Linked DNA regions of Homo sapiens: region 2 is linked to region 1. Evidence: read pairs that join two places in POLR2A ChIA-PET (ENCODE). Cell type or tissue: K562. All regions are shown on one strand. Links, peaks and the distances in the headings refer to the core of each region. The heading gives the core; the rest is flanking DNA.

Region 1 (10,911 bases), core at 1,800-9,799:
GACATAGAGAGGGGAACATCACACACTGGGTCCTGTGGGGGGATGGGGGGCAAGGTGAGGGAGGGCATTAGGACGAATACATAATGCACGCAGGGCTTAAAACCTAGATAACGGGTTGATGGGTGCAGCAAACCATCATGGCACATGTATACCTATGTAACAAACCTGCATGTTTTGTACATGTATCCTGGAACTTAAAGTAAAATAAACAATTAAAACCAAAACAAACAAATAAAAAAGAATGTGCCTGACATAACAGGAGTGTTGTGGGGATCACATGAAATTACACTGAGTAAAAATTCTATGGTGCTGTTTTATTGGGATCACTGGAATTGGATTGGAATTTCAAAACTGGAAGTTCCAATTCAGCAAAATTGGAAATTCAAAAAAGCTATGAACCTGTTTGTAAGAATATTCATCAAAAAGTAAAGTTCATAAATGTAAGTATAAATTCAGCGTAGTGAGCACAGGCACTGGGTCAGATGGAGGTGGATTTGAAAATAGTCTCCACCATGTATTTGCTCTGTGGCCTGAGAAAATCACATCAATAACATGGAGATAATAATACCTGTTTCAGAGGGTGATTGCAAGAATTACAATTAGATAGTATATCAAAGTAGGCTAGGCTATACTATGGTAACGAATAGTCCTTAAATCTCAGTGACTTCAAATAACAGGTTTATTGTTTATTTCCCACTCATAATACGTGTTTACTGTGGTCCCTGCAGACCAGCTTTGGTGGGAGAGGGATCTACTCTACACTGATCCAAGATACAAGTGGACAGAGCACCCACAATCTGGAACACAGCAACCTAGGGTAAGGGAAAGAGCCTTCTGGAGGGTCTGAATGGAAGTGATACATGTCATTTCCATTTAGATCTCAGTGGCCAGAACTAGTCATATGGCCCCACTAACCCTAAGTTGGCCCCCCTTGTGCCCAGAAGGCAGAGAGCCAGAAATATTGGGTGGACAGTATAATGCCTACCACAGATAGCACACATGATTACCTTTGGCACAAAATGCCCACTCAGATGTTCCTCCCACACACACAAACACAAATGTTATACACACACACACACACACACACACACACACACACACACCCTTTTTTTTTTTTTTTTGAAACAGTCTCATACTGTCACCCAGGCTGGAGAGCAGTGGCATGCTCACAGCTCCCTGCAGCCTTGATCTTCTGGGCTCAAGTGATCCTCCCACCTCAGTCTCCCTAGTAACTGGGACTACAGGTGTGTGCCACCATGTCCAGCTAATTTTTTTTTTTTTTGTATTTGTTGTAGAGATGGGGTTTCTCCTTGTTGCCCAGGCTGGTCTCAAACTCCCGGGCTCAAGTGACCCACCTACCTTGGCCTCCCAAAGTGCTGGGATTACAGGCGTGAGCCACTGTCCCCAGGCTTTCCTCCCTTTCTATGGAGGAATAAGATGAATTTAAGCAGTATGCTTGAAATTTATTTGATCAGCATATACTGAGTAACTACTTAAAGTTTCCCTTTGAAATTTTGTAAATGTGAAAGAGGGAGTTTTAAAATGGGCCCTAGAATTTATTTAAAAGAAGAAATATATTTCATTTAACAAAATGCTCAGAAAGCCATTTTATTGTGGAAAAATACTGCCATGCCTCGTTGGCTGTGCTAAGAGAAGACATTGAGCAAAATTATTGTACATATTAAAGGGAAAAGAATTTCAAGTTTCTTAAGGCAGCCTGGGAAGCTTTCTAGAATAGAGACTGAAACATTCAATTTTAAATAATCTGCCGTGGTACATGGCAATGTAACGCCTCCCCTAAATCTTCAACAAAAACCTGCTATGCTTTGGGTGAGCAGTGTTTGTTGCAGGGAAATTAAGGCAAAGTAGTGTTTGTTGGGTTAATTCAGGACAAGAAGCAGAGAAAGCTTCCAGCAAGATAAAAAATCTTGCAGAAAACTATTGTGAACAGCATATACCCCTGGGAATCCTCAGTTATTCTGTGGGGAAATGCTGAGTTTCCAAGCCCAGCATATGAAATATTTCCATTTAAATGTTAAAGGAAAAAGTGACACAACTAAACTAAAGGAAACGGGGCTCTCTAGGCTGCTAAGTTTTAAATAACTAGTATAGCCCTCCGATATTTGTGGGTTACTTTGTAGTTGGTTAGCATTTAAAAAATCATAGTTGAAACTGATTTCTTTGAGAAATGCTAGCCTCTTATTAAGCAAGTTCAGTATATAAAGTATTGAAATGAGTTCCCTGCAGAGACGTTGCTATTATAATACAGCAAGTCAGGCATCCATTTCCCTGTGCGGCTGAGACAGGAGCTGCTCCAGCCTTTCTTCCCGAGCATCCCTCTGTTCTCCTGATGAAGTCACTCCGTAACCCACAGCCCTCCAGGGCAGCTAAGCCAGCAATAAGAAAGGAGGTTAATTTACCTCTACCTGCCTCCTCCCAAAGAGAAAATCACATTTTTGAAATCCACATGAAACTTAGGGTCATAATAAGCTTATGTGTGAAGAATGTAGGTGGTTTGCGTTGTTTGTAGAACAAAACTAGGCTCTGCGAAGAGGTTGCAGTGAAATAAACATTTTATGGAGCCCTTCCTGCAGTGTTTTTTTTTTTGTTTGCTTTTTGGAGGTGGGGCCTACTAAAAATTTCTGTAACATGTCTGCTTTTAAAAACATTTGCCCATCTTTACCCATGAAGTATTGAGAGCGCTTATTGAGGGTTAAAGTGCTTATTAGTGGGAGTTGACCTCATGGCTGCATGGCCAGAGAAGCCCTGCAGTGGGAAGGGGCTGCCCTTGTCTTCCTGTCAGATCTTGAAGGCCTGGCCAGAGCATGTTACCCTCTTTAGGCATTTTTCTTTTTACTTTCAATAAGGGGTCAGGCTTTTAAAAACATTCTATGTCATCCTTAAGGAAAAAATAAAAACAAATTATTGTGAATGGCCAAGAAAGTCTATCAGGAAGGAAATAAAGTGGAGAGAAAAACAACCACAGGCTCTTTCACCAACTCTTGGAGAAGCAGGAAACATGGCAACATCAGGGCGAATTTTTACTCATCCTTGACCTCTGTCTGGAGAGGGGCAGTGACTCTACCTCCCACCCAGGACAGGATGCTGTGGTCGTGAGGAGGGCACCTCTGGGCACAGCACCTACCTGGGGCTATGCATTCCTTCTGACCCAGCCTCTCTGGCACCTGGGAGTGACTTGTGGAAAACAGGATGTCTGTTAGTCTACTCACTAAATGCTAGATCTTGAGCAAGGTCTGTAACCCCCAGGGGCTTCAGTTTCCTCAGCTGTAAGATGGGGCTGAGAAAAAGAGCTCGTAATCCCTTACCCAAGACCCTTGGGCCAAACGTGTCTCAGAATTCAGGATTTTCAGATCTGAGAAAGGTAAGAAGCTGCCCAGAAGTATCTATTTTATGTACTACACAGAAAAGAAAAGAATTTCACATTTCTTGAGGCAGCCTGGGAAACTTCCTAGAATAGAGAAAGTGGTGTCTGGAGCAGTACCTGCAATCGAATACACTGAGAGACACCGAAGGACCAAGAAGTTTCCACTGAGGCTGTGGCATGTCCTCGTCCTCCACAGCTGTTCTTCCACCCACTCTAACACGTGACCTTAGCCCCTAACTGCTCCTCCTCATCCCTCTTAATGAAATCCAAATTGCCTGAACAATGGTGGCTGATGTGCAAGAATTCCTCTCTCTTCTAAAATCCATCCCTCACCTACTATTCCTGAACTTCCTGAATTAAGGCTGACCCCCCTGCTAAGGCCCTATAACAGCAATAAAAACAACAACAACAAACAACAAACCCAAAAACCCTCCCTCCTCCCCCAAGGTATTTGAGAACACTCCTTTCAGGGACTGCTTCTGCCTGGCAGTCTGGATTAAAGTCTACGGTCATGGTGTTCCGGTTGCTTTTCCTCCACAACATTCATAGTTCTGCAGTGAAACATAGGAACACCTGCGGAGCACAGGATGGATAAAAAACATGAAGAGTCTCACCGAGGGAAGGTGTGCTGGCAAATGACTGTTTTCAGAGCTTTTTGAATTTTGGAAATGAGGATGTGAAATTGAGGACCTGTGGTATTATGTCGTAGAGTTGATGTGAAAATGAAGTGAGATAGTACATGAAAGTATTTGGAATAGTACTGGGCACACAGAGCTTGATAAATATTTGCCATGGTGATTATGCTGAGAGTTTTATGTAACCAAGGAGCTGTCACATTGGGGTTCAGACTCACAGGTGCACAGAGGGACCACAGCTTAGGACAACACCATGGGAGAGGGTATCCTCTCATCCCTGCACCCTGAAAAACTTTGCAATGGCAAGTTTCCAGCCATACCTGCATCTGGCTCTAGGCTGCCTGTTTCTGGAAGAGATCCTGTGCATCCTCAACAGCTCCACATACAGGCTCTGAATGCAGCCTCTCTGCAGAAGACTCCAGTTTCCCAGTTATCAAATGATTTATTTTTGTACAAGGCAATCGTAACTGACCCCATGGCTTGAAGAGCAGCCCAGAATTCTTGGGCTTCTTACTGGGGCACATAGATAGAAAGAATATATTCTTTTGATAGAAGTAAAAGAATGTAGAGTGATATCATCTTAAATTGTACTTCAAGTTATAGAAACTATGGAAGGAAACATAGCTAAAAACATTTAAAACAAGCTTGTGCAACCTGTGGCCTGTGGGCTGCATGCAGCCCAACACAAATTCGTAAACTTTCTTAAAACATTATGAGAATTTTTTGCGATTTTTTTTTTTAGCTCATCAGCTATCATTAGTATTAGTGTATTTTACAAGCGGCCCAAGACAATTTTTCTTCCAATGCAGCCTAGGGAAGCCAAAAAAGTGGACACCCCGATTTAAAACATGGCTCATAATTTAATCATCCACATATTAATTCATTTAACAATCAGTGCCTGTGCACCTGTGTGGCCCAGGCACTGTTCTATGCCCAGGGGATTCCGAGCTGAACAAAACAGACAAGTTTCTCCTCCCATGGAGTTTCCATCCTAGTGAAGACGGTGGACAAATAACTAAGTAATATAATGATTAATCGTGGTGGGTGCTAGGAAAAAAACAAAACTGGGTAATGGAGCTGGGAGTGTCTGGAAGTGGGTATTTTGGATGGGGTAAGTCAGGGAAGGTCTCTATGAAATTATCTTCAACAGTTGAGAAGGGGTTTGGAAAGAAGCTGGCTCATGAAGAGCTCAGAGAAGAAAGTTCTTAGCAGAAAGAGGAACAAGTGTAAAGCCCCTGAGGCAGAAGGGATTGGAGATGTTTGGGGAGCAGCCAGGAGAGGCATGTGGCTGGAGCTGGGGACTGAGAACAGGAGGTGTGGTTGGAGAGGTATGCAGAGGCCCGCTCTACCAGGTCAGACCCTGCAGGCCATGCCAAGCAGTGTAGCTAGTAAGTGTAAGGAGTAGCCACTGGAGGGTTTAAGCAAAGACATGATGCAATCTCGTTTATCATTGCTTGAGGAGCAGGAGAATTGTTTTCTATAGTGCCTTCTGGTCTTTTATTTTTCACACACCCTTCATGGAATTTGCTAGGCATAGCTTTTAAAGGGCTCTGAATTCATTCTTGTGACTGTATCTGGTATTCTAGTGGTCATCTAGGTCACTAACAGTGCCTTGGGTCACCACCTCCAAAATTAAGCCATCCCCACATGTAAAAACCTGTGACTATCAGTCTTAATGCATATGATGTTGTGTGACTTTTTCTACTGTACAAAAAACCCCTTCCATTAAATATAAATGCACATTAAATATTTAGCAAACACTTGTTTAAGGAATGATGCATGTGGAACAAGAAGTAAATGGCATAAGCTCCCAATATACAAGCCACATATTATCGTGACAATTCAACCTTACCTGTCATTATTAAGCTTTCATTTTCCTTCTTGCTTTTAGGAAAAACAGCCCCAGCATTCCCTATCTCCTGACGCCTCCCTGCATCACACATCCACATTTTAGGTAGAAGGAGACTTTCACACCCAGCTCAAGACTCTCGGAGGTTGTAGACAAGCAACAAGGAGAATGTAAGGGCCAGCCAGTCTGGATTCAGTCCAGCAGCTGCCCAGTTGAGACCTGGACCAAAGCCAACTTCTCACTCACCTCCAGCATAGTCACTATCTATCTAGCTGATGATTTCTCCTTCCTTTCAATGAAAGCTTTAAGTGGCTTCTGTTTGCCTGGGAGACAAAGTGAGTCACATTCACAGTAGCTCTTTATATTGATGACCCTTGTCTCCACTCATGATGGTGGGGCCTCTACTTCTCCTCCAAGTCGCTCCTATCACCAGAGGCGTCTCACTTATGAGCTCAACCTCCTTTGCCTGCTCGGGCCACCTCTGCCTGCACAGCTGCATCAGGGCCCTTCTTCTGTTGTCACAGCCTTCAGATGAGCCACTTTCATGGGGAACTGTTGCACCGGATACTGCAGCTCTGCACTGGCCTACAACCACCGGGCATCATCGAAACTGGACCTCCACTATTGCCAAACATTACTGCCAACATATGCACTTTCAGTTCATGTTGTTGAGGTTTTTTTTAGCCCCTCCTTCCCCTATCCATCATGTTCCACTTCTAGACTAAGGCATGAGACCAGGGGAGGTTATAAAGCTGGACTGGAGGATAAATATAAGTTGTAGGTGTTCTTCCATCTTCTTTGTTACCCCCTCCTCTCTGAATACTGGAGTAGTATAACAGCACCAATCCCATATGCTTGCCTTCCTCACCCCCTGGTATCATGTCCTGTGTTAATCTCCTCTCCTTGAATGACGGAATGTCATTCTGAGATTATGAAAAAATTGTAAGACTCCAGTGGAGCCCTGAGATGACTGCGGCTCCTGTCAACAGCTTGACTGCGACTGTCATGACAGACCTTAAGCCAGAACTACTTAGTCAACCCACACCTCAATTCCTGACCCAAAGAAATAATGGAATAATACATATTCATTATTTAAGTCACTAAGTTTAGGGATAATTTGTTAAGGAGCAACACAAACATAGACACATAAAAGTATAAAAATCAAGTGTAGAGCTCAATGATTGTTTCATAAGGTGAGCACACCTCTGTAAGCACTGCCCAGCTCCAGAAACGAACATTGCCAACAGCCTCGAAGCTCCCCTCATGCTCTCTTCCAGTCATTATCTCCCAAAAGGAACTGTTGTTTTCATATTTAGACCTTAGAATTATTTGTCTACTTTTGAATTTTATATAAGCAGAATCATACATGTGTTTTGTGGCTGGCTTCTCTTGCTCAAGATCATCTTTATGTGATTCATCCATGTTGCTTCATGTAGCAGCACTCATTGCTGAACTATTCCACTGTGGGAATAAACCACAGTTTATTTTCCATCCCACTGTCAATGGACATTTGGGGGCTATTACAAGTAATGCTGCTATGAACATTCTTGTACACATCTTTTGGTCAACATATGTCAGTATTTCAGGCTGGCTATGGTGGCTCAGGCCTGTAATCCCAGCACTTTGGGAGGCCAAGGTGGGTGGATCACTTGAGTCTAGGAGTTCAAGACCACCTGGGCAACATGGCGAAACCTTGTATCTACCAAAAAATACAGAAAATTAGCCAGGAAGGATGGTGTGCATCTGTAGTCCCAGCTACCTGGGAGGCTGAGGTGGAAGAATCACCTGAGCCAGGGAAGTCGAGGCTGCAGTGAGCTGAGATCGTGCCACTGCGCTCCAGCCTGGGCAACCAGAGTGAGACCCTGTCTCAAAAACAAACAAAACAAAACAAAAAATATATACAAGTATTTCAGCTGGGTATATACTGGGGAGTGGAATTTCTGGGCCATATGTTTAATAGACACTGCTGGCCGGGCACGGTGGCTCATACCTGTAATCCCAGCACTTTGGGAAGCTGAGGCGGGGGGATCATGAGGTCAGGAGATTGAGACCATCTTGGCCAACATGGTGAAACCCCATCTCTACTAAAAATATAAAAAATTAGCTGGATGTGGTGGTGTGTGCCTGTAATCCCAGCTACTCGGGAGGCTGAGGCAGGAGAATTGCTTGAACCAGGGAGTCGGAGGTTGCAGTGAGCTGAGATCACGCCACTGCACTCCAGCCTGGTGACAGAGTGAGACTCCATCTCAAAAAAAATAGATACTGCCAATCAGTTTCCAACCTGGCTGCAGCAGTTCACATTTCCACCAGCGGTATGTGAAAGTCCCCACTGTTTCACATTCTCACCAACACTTGGATTTTAGCTATTCCGGTGGGTATGTAGTCACATCACATTGCGATTTTAATCTGCATCTCATGAGTCATTATGCCATTGCCCCACTTCCGATGGACCATATACACTCCAGAACTCCTTAGGAAGAGGGGCTTTGTCAGGCCTGCACTGCAGGTTCGCTTCTCTCTCTGCCCAATCCTGCTGCCACCCTTTTTTTCCCCCACAGATATTGATCCTTAATAAGTACAGATGCTCCTCAACTTACGAGGGGGCTATGTCCCAACAAGACCATCGTAAGCTTGAAATACTATAAGTCAAAATGCATTTAACTTAAACTTGCCTACCTTAAACGTGCTCAGAACACTTACATTAGTCTACAGTCGGGCAAAACCATCTAACACAAAGCCAATACTATAATAAAGGATTGAATATCTCATGTAATTTATTGAATACTGTACTGAAAGTGAAAACAGAATTGTTGTGTGGGTGATCAAAGTATGGTTTCTACTGAATGCCCATCACTTTTGCATCATCTTAAAGTCAAGCAATCATTAAGTCGAAGTATTGTTAAGTCAGGGACCATCTGTGCTCTGCAGGCCAAACTCTGTCAGTGTCTGCTTCTGAGGAATCCAATCTGTAACAATTTGCCTATTCCTACCATAGTTCCTACAGCTGCCTCAATTACTGTCATGTACAGTGTGTTTTAACCTATGAGCTTTTGTCAATGAACACATATATATTTGTTTTTCATGACACTGTAAGGTAGCAAAAATCAATCTAAATCCTATAAATGGTATTGTTATATGTTTGTTAAAATTATGCTTTAAAGCTTTAAGTTATACTGTTACATACACATTTCTTGGAGAGATTACAGTATGATTGATATTTATAGGGCAATTTCCCCCTTACTGCTTTTCTTTTGCAAAAATATCTTAGTTACCCACATGGATTACAATTCCAAATAAATTCCAAAATGAGTTCATCAGTTTCCCTTAAAAAATTCTGTGGAGATTTTGGTTGGAAGTCACTGAATTAATAGGATAACTTGGGGAGAACAGATATCTTCATAAAATTATATTTCTTTCTTTCTTTCTTTTTCTTTCTTTCTTTCTTTCTTTCTTTCTTTCTTTCTTTCTTTCTTTCTTCCTTCCTTCCTTCCTTTCTCTTTCTTTCTCTTTTTCTGTCTTTCTTTCTTTCTTTCTTTCTTTGTTTCTTTTTCTTTCTTTCTTCCTTTCTTTTTCTTTTTTGTTGAGACAAGGTCTAACTCTGTCACCTAGGCTGGAGTACAGTGGTACAATCTTGGCTCACTGCAACCTCCGCCTTCTGAGCTCAAGGGATCCTCCCACCTCAGCCTCCCCAGTAGCTGATACTACAGGCATGCACCACCATGCCCAGCTAATTTTTTTTTGTATTTTTTGGTAGAGACGGGATTTCACCATTTTGTCTAGGCTGGTCTTGAACCCCTGAGCTCAAGTGATACACCTGCCTTGGCCTCCCAGTGCTGGGATTACAGGCATGAGCCATCATGCCTGAATTGATCTTTCTAACATATGAATTTTCTATGGCTTCCCAAAATCAAAATCTCTTCTTGGCATGATATATTTCCCCTACCCAGCTGAACATGCTCATCTGCCTGCATTGGTTCTTCACATTCTTTTCAACTTAAAATGGCTTTTTCTGACACATCATGTCTTCTTGCCTCTGTACCTACTATTTCCTCTGTGTAAAACTCTTCCTCTCCTTCTCTCTAGTCCCACCTTCTCACTGTCTGCCACGCTTCTATTTGTTCTTCAAGTTTCAACTCAAGAATTACCTCTGATATGAACCTTCCCTCGAGACAGGCCTATGCTCCTTCTTCCCTGGCGCCTTTGCCTGTGGATAGCCCTCCACGTTGCACTAATGACATCGAATTATACTTTGTCTCTTTGCTTATTTGTGAATTAATTAAGCAGAAATTTTTCTTAAAATTAAGGACAATGTCTATTAATAATTTTAATTCTCATCACCCATCACAGCACCCAGGGCTTGTTTGGCACTCAATGCATACTTGTTAAATGCATACATCTAATGTACAAATGCATAAGTAGTGGAATTATGGGCATCTGGCAGGCAAAGAGGACAGATATTTTGTTACAGGCACTCTTTCATTTGTGCTTTTAAAATTACTATGATGATGATGTGAAAGGCTGGCCTTATTTTAGTGCAAATTCTAATCTAATTATTTTCTTCTGACTCGCAGGTAACTTTCTTCTCCTGTTTAATATTGCTGATATATTGATACACCATGGAATAATATGTAGCCATAAAAAAGAATGAGTTCACGTCCTTTGCAGCAGGAAGCCATCATTCTCAGCAAACTAACACAGGACAGAAAACCAAACACTGCATGTTATCACTCGTAAGTAGGAGTTGAACAATGAGAACACATGGACACAGGGAGGGGAACATCACACACCAAAGTCTGTTGCGGGTTGGGGGTAAAGGGGAGGGAGAGCGTAAAACAAATACCTAATGCATGTGGAGCTTAAAACCTAGATGGCAGGTTGATAGGTGCAGCAAACCACCATGGCCCATGTATACCTATGTAACAAACCTGCACATTCGGCATATGTATCCCGGAACTTAAAGTAAAATTAAAAAAATAAATTTTACAGATATATTGAAATACTGGGATGACTACTCTTCTAAAGCTTAGTTAATGTGTTTTTGA
Region 2 (10,911 bases), core at 1,212-9,211, 74 kb before region 1:
CTGCATTCCTGCATCTACTCACAGGATGTGTTGAATATACATTATGCTCATCATTGGATGTTAGAACCTATGATGGGGATTTGCAGAGCTTACAGTTTAGCTGAACAGATACGGGAAAGTACTTTGACAATAAAGTGTGGTAGAAGTGTAAAGTATTTTTCCTATTACTGTTGCACAGCTTAAAACCTCCTTTATGCTATAAAAAGCCTCTTTGTCCTATATTGGAAAGGTTCACTTTGCTCATGTGCACCAATGTCACCCTCTTTGCCTTCCCTTCTGCCACCTTCCACTAGGCACAGAGAGCGCCAGTGCTTTCTTACAGAAGACACGCTCAGGGTTGTTACAATTTTTCACAATATCAGTTTAATAAATACTAATAACACCACCACCATGCATTTGTGAAATAATTGAACGCTTCAAGGTACTTTCATAAGATATTTATTACATGCATAATCTTACTTCCTTTTCAAAATAACCTTGGAAGGTAGGTAAAGCAGGTATCGGTTTTACAGAGCACGGAACTGACCGGGATCCTGAGGCTGGTAACTGACCCTGAACCTAAAACCCAGGATTGATGGTCTTTCTCTGCATGGCATCCCCCTTGATCTACTACAAAATCAATAATCAGGCAAAGAAAGCCTTAAGGGAGCAGAGGGCTGTCTGTTGCTACCATTTCTTCAAATTCTACTGCCTAATTCCAATGTTACTCACAGGCCGACTTTCACCAACTCCTTCCTTAGGGACAAAAGGTAGGGCTTATGTACAAGCCTTATGGGAAAGAATGGTGATTCTAAGTGTTATATAACTGCATGTAGAAAAAAGACATAGATTCCCTTTCACCAAGGGGGAGTGCATTCCAATCAAAAGGCGTAGACAATTCCATGCTGCTCACATAGCCACAAAGACGTTCACCTCCCAAGAGCCACCTAGGCTATAAGTTGCAACTCCTGGTGGCATGCTCCATGGAATTGGCTGTTCCAGGACTAAGAAACTTGAGAAACAGTCTAAACAGATGCCCTTAACGCTTATGTTTATATTTCTCTGATATATTTTCCTGCATATCTGCACCCCTAGCTTCTCGTTCAAACCTACTTGCCTCTCTCAATCACCCCCAAAGCATGAAGAACAGCTGACATCATTGAAAACATTATTTGTGCTTATGAAGCAGTTTTCATTTCAATCTGCAAGAACATCTCCGACCACAAAAGCCGTGTAAGACTCAAGCGAATGAGCCCTGAGTGGTGCAGATAAACACTTTCTCCCTCGGCTTTCCCCCTCTTGTCAGCCTGAAAGACACAGTCTTACTTCCAGACACAGCTCAAAGATCGTCTGCTTTGTGAAGGCTTCTAAGACTCTATCAGGCCACTAACAATGTTTGTGAAGTACTTCTAGCTCTCATCATTTGGAGGCCATGAGAGGATGGTACTTCCTGCCCCTATGGTTAATTGGAGCCATGTGGATAGTTAGGAACCTTCCAAAAGAGAGCATTTAATGGCCAGCGTGAGTCTTCCAGAACTTTCCTTCCTTCTGCCATGACAACAAGCAAAGGGGTAGCTGCTCCCACAGCTTAGGTCTCAGAGGGAGGACAAGAAATGAGCCAGAGCAGAGCCCCCAGCCAACCCTCAATGGACTTGCAGCAGGGGTGAAAAGTAAACCTTTGTTGTTTTCAGCCACTAAGATTGTGGCATGGTTACAGCAACACTAGCCTGTCCTGTTATTTATGCAACAGGACTGTTTACTCACTGCCTTTTCAGAACCAATCACACTGTTTTGTAATCACTTCTTTCATTTATGTCCCCTCTTTACCTTCAGACTGTATGAATCTTGAGGGCAAGGATTGTGTCTTATTCTTATTTTTTTGAGACAGAGTTTCACTCTTGTTGACCAGGCTGGAGTGCAATGGCGCGATCTCGGCTCACCGCAAACTTCACCTCCCAGGTTCAAGCGATTCTCCTGCCTCAGCCTCCTGAGTATCTGGGATTACAGGCATGCACCACCATGCCCGGCTAATTTTGTATTTTTAGTAGAGACGGGGTTTCTTCATGTTGGTCAGGGTGGTCTCAAACTCCCGACCTTCTGTGATCCACCTGCCTCGGCCTCCCAAAGTGCTGAGATTACAGGAGTGAGCCATTGCACCCAGCCAGGATTGGTCTTATTAATTTGCATTTGGTAGCGTCTTGGTGCATCTCTAAATAAATGAATGAAGGGATTAATGAAAGAATAAGATATTTAAGAATAGGATTTTATAATCTTGCTAGGCATGATCCTTTACAATGGTGGTGGTGATCCTAGATAATCTCGAGTGGCTCTTCCCAGCCTGCTTACACCATAGTTATCTCCCTGAAAAGTGACCAGATGAGTTGGGGGTGATCCTCATGGCTTCATGGAAATGCTCCATAGCGGCCTGGAGACAGACTTCCCCTCCCAACTGCAGCTCTCTGAACAGAGAATTATAGCTGAGACCCAGGCACTAGGGGTATGGATGACACAGCTGTATATACGGGCTACCTAAGAGGCAGGAAATTAGTCACACAACAGGTGTCAATAAATATTCCTTGGTAATTTGCACCCAAGGCACTAGTGGGGGCTCGGGGGGTGGTTATAATATAGCTTAACAATAACCCAGGATTCACTCCTCCAATCCCCAAGTTCTTTACCTTTATATGGATAGCAGGTTGACTGCGATAGTGGGGTGAATGGTGACCCCCTAAAAGTTATGATAACTTCCTAGACAGGCACAGTGTTTAATGCCTGTAATCCCAGCGCTTCAGGAGGCTGTGGTGGGAGGATCACTTGAGCCCAAGAGTTCAAGACCAGTCTGGGCAACATAGTGAGACCTCGTCTCTACTAAAAATACAAACATTACCTGGGTGTGGTGGTGCACGCCTATAGTCCAGCTACTCAGGAGGATGAGGTGAGAGGATCACTTAAGCCCTGGAAGGTTGAGGCTGCAGTGAGCCATGATTGTGCCACTGCATTCCAGCCTGGGCAACAGAGCAAGACCCTGTCTTGAGGAGGAAAAAAAAAGATATGCTCACTTCCTAATCCCTGGAACCTGTGAATGTTACCTTATGTGCAAAAACAGTCTTAGCAGAGGTAGTTACCAATTTTGAGATGAAGAGATCATCCTGGATTATCAACGTAGGTCCTGATCCAATGACACAGGTCCTTATAAGAGACACACAGAGGAGAAGGTGTGGCAAAGATGAGGCAGACTGGAGTGATGTGGCCACAAGTCAAGGAAGCTGGCAACCACCAGGAGCCAAAAGAAACATGGAATGGAGCCGCCCCTCGAGCCTTAGTGGGGAATGAGGTCCTGCTGACACTCTGCTTTTAGACATCCGGCCTCCAGAACCATGAAAGGAGACGTTTCTGTTGTTTTGAGCCACCCAGTTTGTGGTAATCTGTTACGGCAGCAGCCCTCGCAAACTCATACACCTGCCAACTCCACTGGCATCAGATTCTCCACCTGGGCAGCACTTCCGCACTGTATAGCAGCCTGGAGTGCCAGGCATCTCTTTGAGTCTCCCATTTGTTTCCCCAAGGAAAACAAGCATTTGGAATCATCCTTGTTCTTCTCCTCTCCAGTACTTAAATTCAGGCCTTTGTGAGGGGATTCAGGCATGACTGGACAACAGGGGCCAAGGGGCTCCCCCAGAAAGACCCCTTGAGGGCATCGGAGAAAGTAAGCCTAGTAGAACAAGGCGTGGCGCTGCAGCTAGGGTAGCTGGGCCCTCCTAGCCTCAGCTCTGGGTCTCTTGGCATTTGTTAAAACAATGAGAATGGGCCGGGCATCATGGCTCATGCCTGTAATCCCAGCACTTTGGGAGGCCAAGGCAGGTGGATCACCTGAGGTCAGGAGTTCAAGACCAGCCTGGCCAACATGGTGAAACCCCGTCTCTATTAAAAAATACAAAAATTAGCTGAGCACAGTGGCAGGCGCCTGTAATACCAGCTACTTGGGAGGCTGAGGCAGGAGAATCGTTTGAACCAGGGAGGTGGAGGTTGCAGTGAGCCGAGATTGCACCATTGCGCTCCAGCCTGGGAGACAGAGCAAGACTCCACCTCAAAACAAACAAACAAAGAAAAAAAAAACAATGAGAATGAAAATGGTTCTTCTCCCTACCCACCCTATCCCCACAGATAGTAGTGCTTGCTAGGGAAGACCTAGAGAGCTGAGCACCACTGTGTGGAGGACTTCAGAGAGCCAAGAAGACAATACACAAAAATGCAAAATCAATAAAGTCATTATATATGAGTTCATTTGAACATGCGGGTCAAAGGCGTCCTAGTGTGCTGGGAGTCAGAGGACCTTTTTGTTTGTTTGTTTTTGTTTTTGCTTTTTGTTTGTTTGTTTGTTTTGAGACGGAGTCTCCCTGTGTCACCCAGGCTGGAGTGCAGTGGCGTGATCTCTGCTCACTGCAACCTCCGCTTCCCGGGTTCACGCCATTCTCCTGCCTCAGCCTCCCAAGTAGCTGGGACTACAGGTGCCTGCCACCATGCCTGGCTAATTTTTTGTATTTTTAGTAGAGATGGGGTTTTATCGTGTTAGCCAGGATGGTCTCAATCTCCTGACCTCGTGATCCGCCCTCCTTGCCCTCCCAAAGAGCTGGGATTACAGGCATAAGCCACCGCCCCCGACCAGGACCTTGGTTTTAACTCTTGACTTGGCTACTAACTGACTTTAAGTACGACCATTGGTAAATTGCTTATGTTCAATTTCGTCATCTTTAAAATGAAGGGGATGGAAGAAATTGCTATGGTTCTTTCTTGCTCTCAAAACTCCAAAGCCCTAAAAATGAATTTGGAAAAGTCTTCCTGTTTTGCTTTAGGTGTGGGCACCAGTTTCACCCAGAGACACAACTGGGGCCTTTCAGAAGTCTTTTAGCTGTGCAGAGGAGGGCTCGGAGTAAACCTGTGCCAGGCCTTACAAGCACCAAGCCTTGAGCTGGCTGGCCTCCACCACAGCCTGGCCTGAGCTGGAGGAAGACTGGCCAGGCTGAGGAGCCTGTTGTCTCCCCGAGAGCCCACACAGGTGCTGTGGGGGAAGCCAGAGTTTCTCCAGAGCAAGAGGAAGAACAGGGACAGGATCCCACCGGATAGGGTAGGTTCAAATGTTAGAAGGTTGGTAATTACCTTCTAGACCCTGGGCACATCATTTAAGCATCTCAAAGCCTCAGCATCCTTTCCTAGAAGACATAATATGACTTTATGAAGATTAAAAGAAATAAATCTGTGCACAGCATCTATATATAGTAGGCATTCAACAAGTGGTAGTAATTACCATGACAACAAGCTTTAGGTCTCTCCCACACTGACATCGGTGTGGCTGCTCAGAAATGAATTTCCCATTATTCATCAAAACATATCTGTAAAGGATGACAAGCCAGGAACCTGAATCCTGGGAATGTGCTTCAGAGATGGAGGTCGTGGTGGGCAGCCCAGCAGGGTGGGAAAAGCGTACATTTAGCTCACGCATTGGGAATGAACTATTGAAGGTGGAGGGTCTAGCGGGGAGGCTCAGAGGAGGCCCAAAGCCTGCTGCGGCACATTGTGAGATGCAAATTCTCTGTGACCTGTGGCGTGGGTGCTGGATTGTGCAATAGCAGCCACAAGGCCCAGCGGCACTGCTTACTGGGTTTGGGCTGATGCATGTGGTTGGCTGCTGCTCTACAGTCCACCCTGGTGCATCCCTTGTCTGCCTCTGGGCAAGCAGGAGAAACGCTGACTTTTCAGGGAGTGTACAGGAAGTGTGGCCATAGTGGAAGGAATGAGCGGGGCTGCAGGTGGAAGTGTGAGTGGGAACAGAAGGGGTGTGTGTGTGTGTGTGTGTGTGTGTGTGTGTGTGGTCTATTCCTAGAGCCCTCTTTCTGTCAGAGAAGGTAGGAGGACTTGGGGTGGCTTTTTGGTGAGCTTGAACAAAGGCATTCCCTCGGGACCTGGAGCCTATTTCAAATCAACTTCTCTAGCAGGAGCCTTTGGGGCAGGCCCCAGGCAGGCATGTGCTGCCATTAGATTGAGGTCTCCTGTGTGTTCTGCACCCTAGGGCTGCCAGGAGGTGGGGGAAGAGCAGCACTTGTGGAGGAATCCCCAGCACAGGAAGCTAGTTTTCTCTACCTTGTATTAGAGGAGCTTTTGAACGCCCACATACCTTAGAACTTATCAAGATTCTATCTTGCATGTTTTTATGTCATGTCATTTGGGTATATCTTGTTTCCCCAAATAGAATGAGTTCCTTTTAGGGCAGGAACTGCAACTTACATTTCCTGTACTCCCCATCTAGTCCTCAAATATCTTTATCTTGCTTTATCCTCCAGGAATGAACTACTTATTATTTCCCATGCACACCGTGCTGTTTCTTGCACCAGTAGCTTTGCTCTTGTCACTCTTTCTGATTGGAATGCTCTTCCCAATTTTCTGCCCTTGGTTAACTCTTACTCACCCCTCAAGATTCAACTCAGAAATTATTTTTAGCAGGAAGCCCTCCCTGAGCCCCAGGCTGATGCTCCTCCTCTGTGGGTGTAAGCTCTCATCCCTGCTCTGCAATAATCTGTTTAGGTGTTTGTCTCCCCTCTTAGACTGCAAGTTCTTCAAGGGTCAGCAAGCTGGTAGATACGTACCCCTTTAGATCCGCAGTGCCTGGCAGGCAGTAAGGGCTCAGTGTGTGCTTACTGAATCTAACTAAAAACCTAGTGCATGGGCCAGGCGTGGTGGCCTGTAATCCCAGCACTTTGGGAGGCTGAGGTGGGTGGATTACCTGAGGTCAGGAGTTCAAGACCAGCCTGACCAACATGGTGAAACCTCATCTCTACTAAAAACACAAAATTAGCCGAGTGTGGTGGTGCATGCCTGTAATCCCAGCTACTTGGGAGGCTGAGGCAGGAGAATTGCCTGAACCCGGGAGGAGGTTGCAGTGAGCTGAGATAGTGCCATTGTACTCTAGCCTGGGCAACAAGAGCAAAACTCCGTCTAAAAACAAACAAACAAACAAAAAAAAACAAAAAGAAGCTAGTGCATGGCATGCCGTGAATCATTAATGATTAATTATAAAAGATTCAGCCTGGGAAAGAGTAGTGATTGCTACCTCGAGGCCAGGAGGTTGGCCCTGACATGGTACAAACAGGTTCAAAACAAAGGGCTGGAGACATCTATGATGCTGACTCAAATTTTTGGCTGGAGATAATGTCTGTTCCAATGTCCAGAATTTCTCAGTGCCCCCACCTGACTGCTCTAGCTTGGAGGCTTCTAATACTATTCATTAAGGATAGGCTCTAATGGCATCTCAGAGGGGTCTCTTACAGAGGTAAGGGCCCTGCACCTCTCTTAGGGACTCATTGGGATTTGGAATTGCACTGGCTGGAGGCCCTTCCCATGGAATAGGATTTGATCCATTCAAATAAATGGCTCTACAGGGTGAGCCTCATGGGCTTAGCCAGCTGTTTCCACAATTCCCAGGAGATGGGTATTCAGGAAGCTCCAAAGGAAAAAAACGGGAGGCTGACTGCCCAGAAGACCAAAGAACCAGGACAGTGTTCATTCGGGTCTGGCTCTGGTGATGAGCTTCAGGAGATTCCTAGGGCAATCCTGTTGATAGTGGCAACTCAGTGTTCATCCTGTGTCCGAAGCATTACTGAAACTTTGCTGCTACAAGAACCATCCTTCTGTCTTACTTCTGAAGGCTTGGGTTGAACTACTCCCCAGGTAAGAGAAAAATTGCAAGCTGTTGGCTTTCCAAAAGTCCAATAGTGCCTAAATCCTCAAGATACCTCTTGGTGAGTTGGTTTATCCCTTTACCATATGGCAGAGGGCAGTTAAAGATTGTTTTATTTCACCCAGAGCTCTGAGATTTTTAGATTCTAATGAGTTGAATAGGGTTGGTCAGGCTGGCTCCACAGACTTAAATATTATTACTGGAGAAAAGCGGAGCTGCCTTCAGATTTCTCTGGAACCAAAATGCTTTCTCTTGCGGCCCTGATAAGATTACCGGGCTGCTGAGCCGCCAGTGTTCAGATTTCCCACGGAACCGCGCGCGCCAAGCTCTGGCTCGCAGTGCTGTGAGGAGCCACGCTGCGGATCAGGCTCTGAAACCCGACTCCTTTCCAGGAATGCACATTCACCCCCTCCTGTGATAGGGCCTGGGCTGGGCCCTTAGAGTCTCACTCCCCAAATTCCCCCTGTCGTCGCAGTCCAACAAATGGAAGATGTCTGCTGAGTGGGGGCCAGTGTGAGGGTGAGGGTCCCACAGAACACGCGGGAGCCAGAGAGGAATGTGGGGTATTTGGGCATGCCACAAGTCCACCGAGCCAAACTCTAGCTTCAGAGGCTGTGCAATTCCTAATTACGGCCCATCAGCTCCAACCAGCAGCCAACATATGGCTCAGTGAGAGGGTGGGTGGGTCAAAAAACAGCGAGGCTGTGGGTGTTTCTCCTAGTGTTTCACGGTGAAATATCAAAATAATCTTTTTAAGATTTGGATTCGTTACATGTTTCTCTTCTATCTCCTAGTCCCATAATTTTAAAAAATGTGGTAGAAAATGTTTACTGAAGTAAAAAGATATGGATGAAAAAGTAGGTCACAAAACAAACACATTATATACACCAATATGTACACACACACACACACACACACACACACACTCTCATCATAGTAATACTGACAGTCTGTGAGAATGTAAAGACATGAGAGCTCCATAATTTTTAAGTAACATTTAAAATACAAGATCTGGTATGTAATAAGGGCCCAATAAATACTGAGTAGGTCCATGAATGACAAATAATATCTGGGAATGATTTGCAGTTACCCCAGAGAAAAGGATTCATTTATTGTCTCCACCTAAGTTAGAAATTTATGACTTTTTTTCAGTGCCATGATGTGCCTACAATTTAGTTGAACAAACAAAGGATTTAGTCAGCGAAAATTATACTTTTTTTCAAGTGCCCTCAGGCTATTGGCAGTGCACACAATTTATATTTAAGTGACTAACAGTATTAACTTAAATGTGACATCATACGCCTCCAGCTCCTTCTTTACACACCTCTGTCCTCTGGGTTCCTATCCACAATAGCATTACCTATTATCTCTTCTAGAGGAGAATCACATTTGTATCATAACAGGTTTGTATTTCTTAGGGAGTGGTGGACATTCTGCTTAGAACAATCAAAACCAACATATCTAAACACTGCTTGTTAAAAAAAAAAACCCTGATCTTCCTTCCCTCTTCAATATTTGCTCATGCAACAAGCCTTTCTTGGTGCCCATTAGGCTCTAAATATATAAGACATGGCCCCTGCCCTCAAGGAGCCTTCCGGGGTGACAGTTAGGGAGGCTGACAGTTCCAGTTCTGCCTAGTGTTCTAATAGTGGCTTGAACAAAGTGCTCTGAGAGTGCTGTAGAGTCTGGGGGCTTCACAGAAGCCTTCCAGAGGTGGAGACGTTTGAGCTACAGACCGAGAGGGGAAGGAGTTCCCTATTTATGCTAATCATTTATCAAGCAAACTTTTATTGAGAAATTATATGACTATATGCCAGGCACCGTGCTCATTCTGGAGACTCAAAGACCAATGAGAAAATCTGCCTGCAAAAGGCTTTGTATGGAGCTGTAAAAGTTGGTACTGCCATTTTCCCTGGCACCATAGAGAACTTCACTCTTCTGGGCAGCTTGGTGATTTCTGACTTCCCTTCCAGCGCATGGTCTTTACTCTTTTCCATCTTCTCCATTCTTATTGTATCCTGAAGTCAGAATATACCTGTACTGGAAAAGATGCTTTCTCACCTGGTTCCCTTGCTCACTCCATGAAGTGGCATTTTTGCTGTATCATCCCGGCTACATCACTGCTGCCAGCTGCCTCAACACCTCTCAGAGTTTCCTACTGTCCATGGAGCAGAATCCAGGGCCATACAACTCTGGCCTTCAAGAGTTGCAGATGGCCTCTGCATGAATTAGAAAAAGCCACCCGTTTGAGGCTCAACTAGGCAAGGAGATTTTGTATGAACAAAAAGTAACCTTTTCCTCCAAGTGACTTGGATTTCAGCTCCCACTCACCCACTTAGCTGGGCATCTACTATACTCAGTGACCTTGGATTTATCTTATTACTTTCATTTTTTTCTGTTACTGCTTTCCTACCTTCCTTCCCAGCCAGCTGGACAAAGCTGGCATGTTCTCCCTGTGCCCATCCCTTATACCTTCTCCACCTTACCCACATCTTTCTTCCAAGGCTTCTTCTGAACCTAATCTAGTCTGAACTCCTGCAGAACTCATGATCTGCAGCAGTATTCAACTGGCATTTATGCATTTGAAGATTATATATGTGACAGGATATAGTCCCTTTATTGGGTTGTGAGCTTTTAAAAGGCAGGGATCAGATGGCATCTATACTTTGTTTATTCCACAGGGCTTTATGAGGGATGAAGATTGATGTTGTTGATAATGGTAACAGTGACTTTAAAAAAAGATCTCTCAAAGACTTCCAATAATACGTGAGCTTTAGAGAATGAATATTGAGTAACCCTCTTTGGTCTGGTTTGGATTCCTAGTACTGAGAAGTAATATAACTTAATTTCTTTCCAGATACAGTAGCCCTTTCATGTCCCAAAACTGAGTTTCACCTCTCAAAAGAGGGTTTTACTCTGAGATTTTCAGAAACCCCCAAATCCAACTCCTGCATATCATGCTTCACCATGAAAAGTTTACTTCCTGGCTAAGAATGGTCACTTCCCTGGCCCCTAGATTTCCTCTTTACTTTCTTCACTAGCAGTTGCATGTTGTTTTTTTGTTTGTTTGTTTCATTTTTGTTGTTTTTTGTTTTCCAGGCATTTGGACAAAGAAACTTCAAAAGCAGCCACTGTCCAACCAGCAAATTGATGGACTAGGCTTAGTGACCTACTGGATGTGAGACGCAGGGTGATTTGTC

Evidence for each region. Peaks named below come from ENCODE experiments on the same cell type or tissue, not always from the same donor. Only the 100,000 strongest peaks of a DNase experiment are listed, where the experiment ranks them.
Region 2: POLR2A ChIA-PET joins it to region 1 with 6 read pairs; 11 of 35 experiments call an interaction of 5 or more read pairs at or near these places.

Annotation. Positions count from the first base shown.
Region 1 is chr1:167,559,298-167,570,208 of GRCh38, reverse strand. No RefSeq gene overlaps it. Among named protein-coding and RNA genes, the nearest start is that of CREG1, 11 kb to the right of the region's middle. RefSeq lists an enhancer at 4,921-6,120. In K562, for the core only: a CTCF peak has its summit at 5,410; a DNase peak (open chromatin) is centred at 6,128.
Region 2 is chr1:167,632,668-167,643,578 of GRCh38, reverse strand. The region is part of intron 1 of RCSD1 (RCSD domain containing 1); the gene reads right to left. Among named protein-coding and RNA genes, the nearest start is that of RCSD1, 7.9 kb to the right of the region's middle. RefSeq lists enhancers at 6,181-6,260, 7,627-8,149, 8,150-8,673. In K562, for the core only: a CTCF peak has its summit at 6,061 (motif pointing right); DNase peaks (open chromatin) are centred at 1,258, 6,054 and 8,098; H3K4me3 peaks cover 283 bases.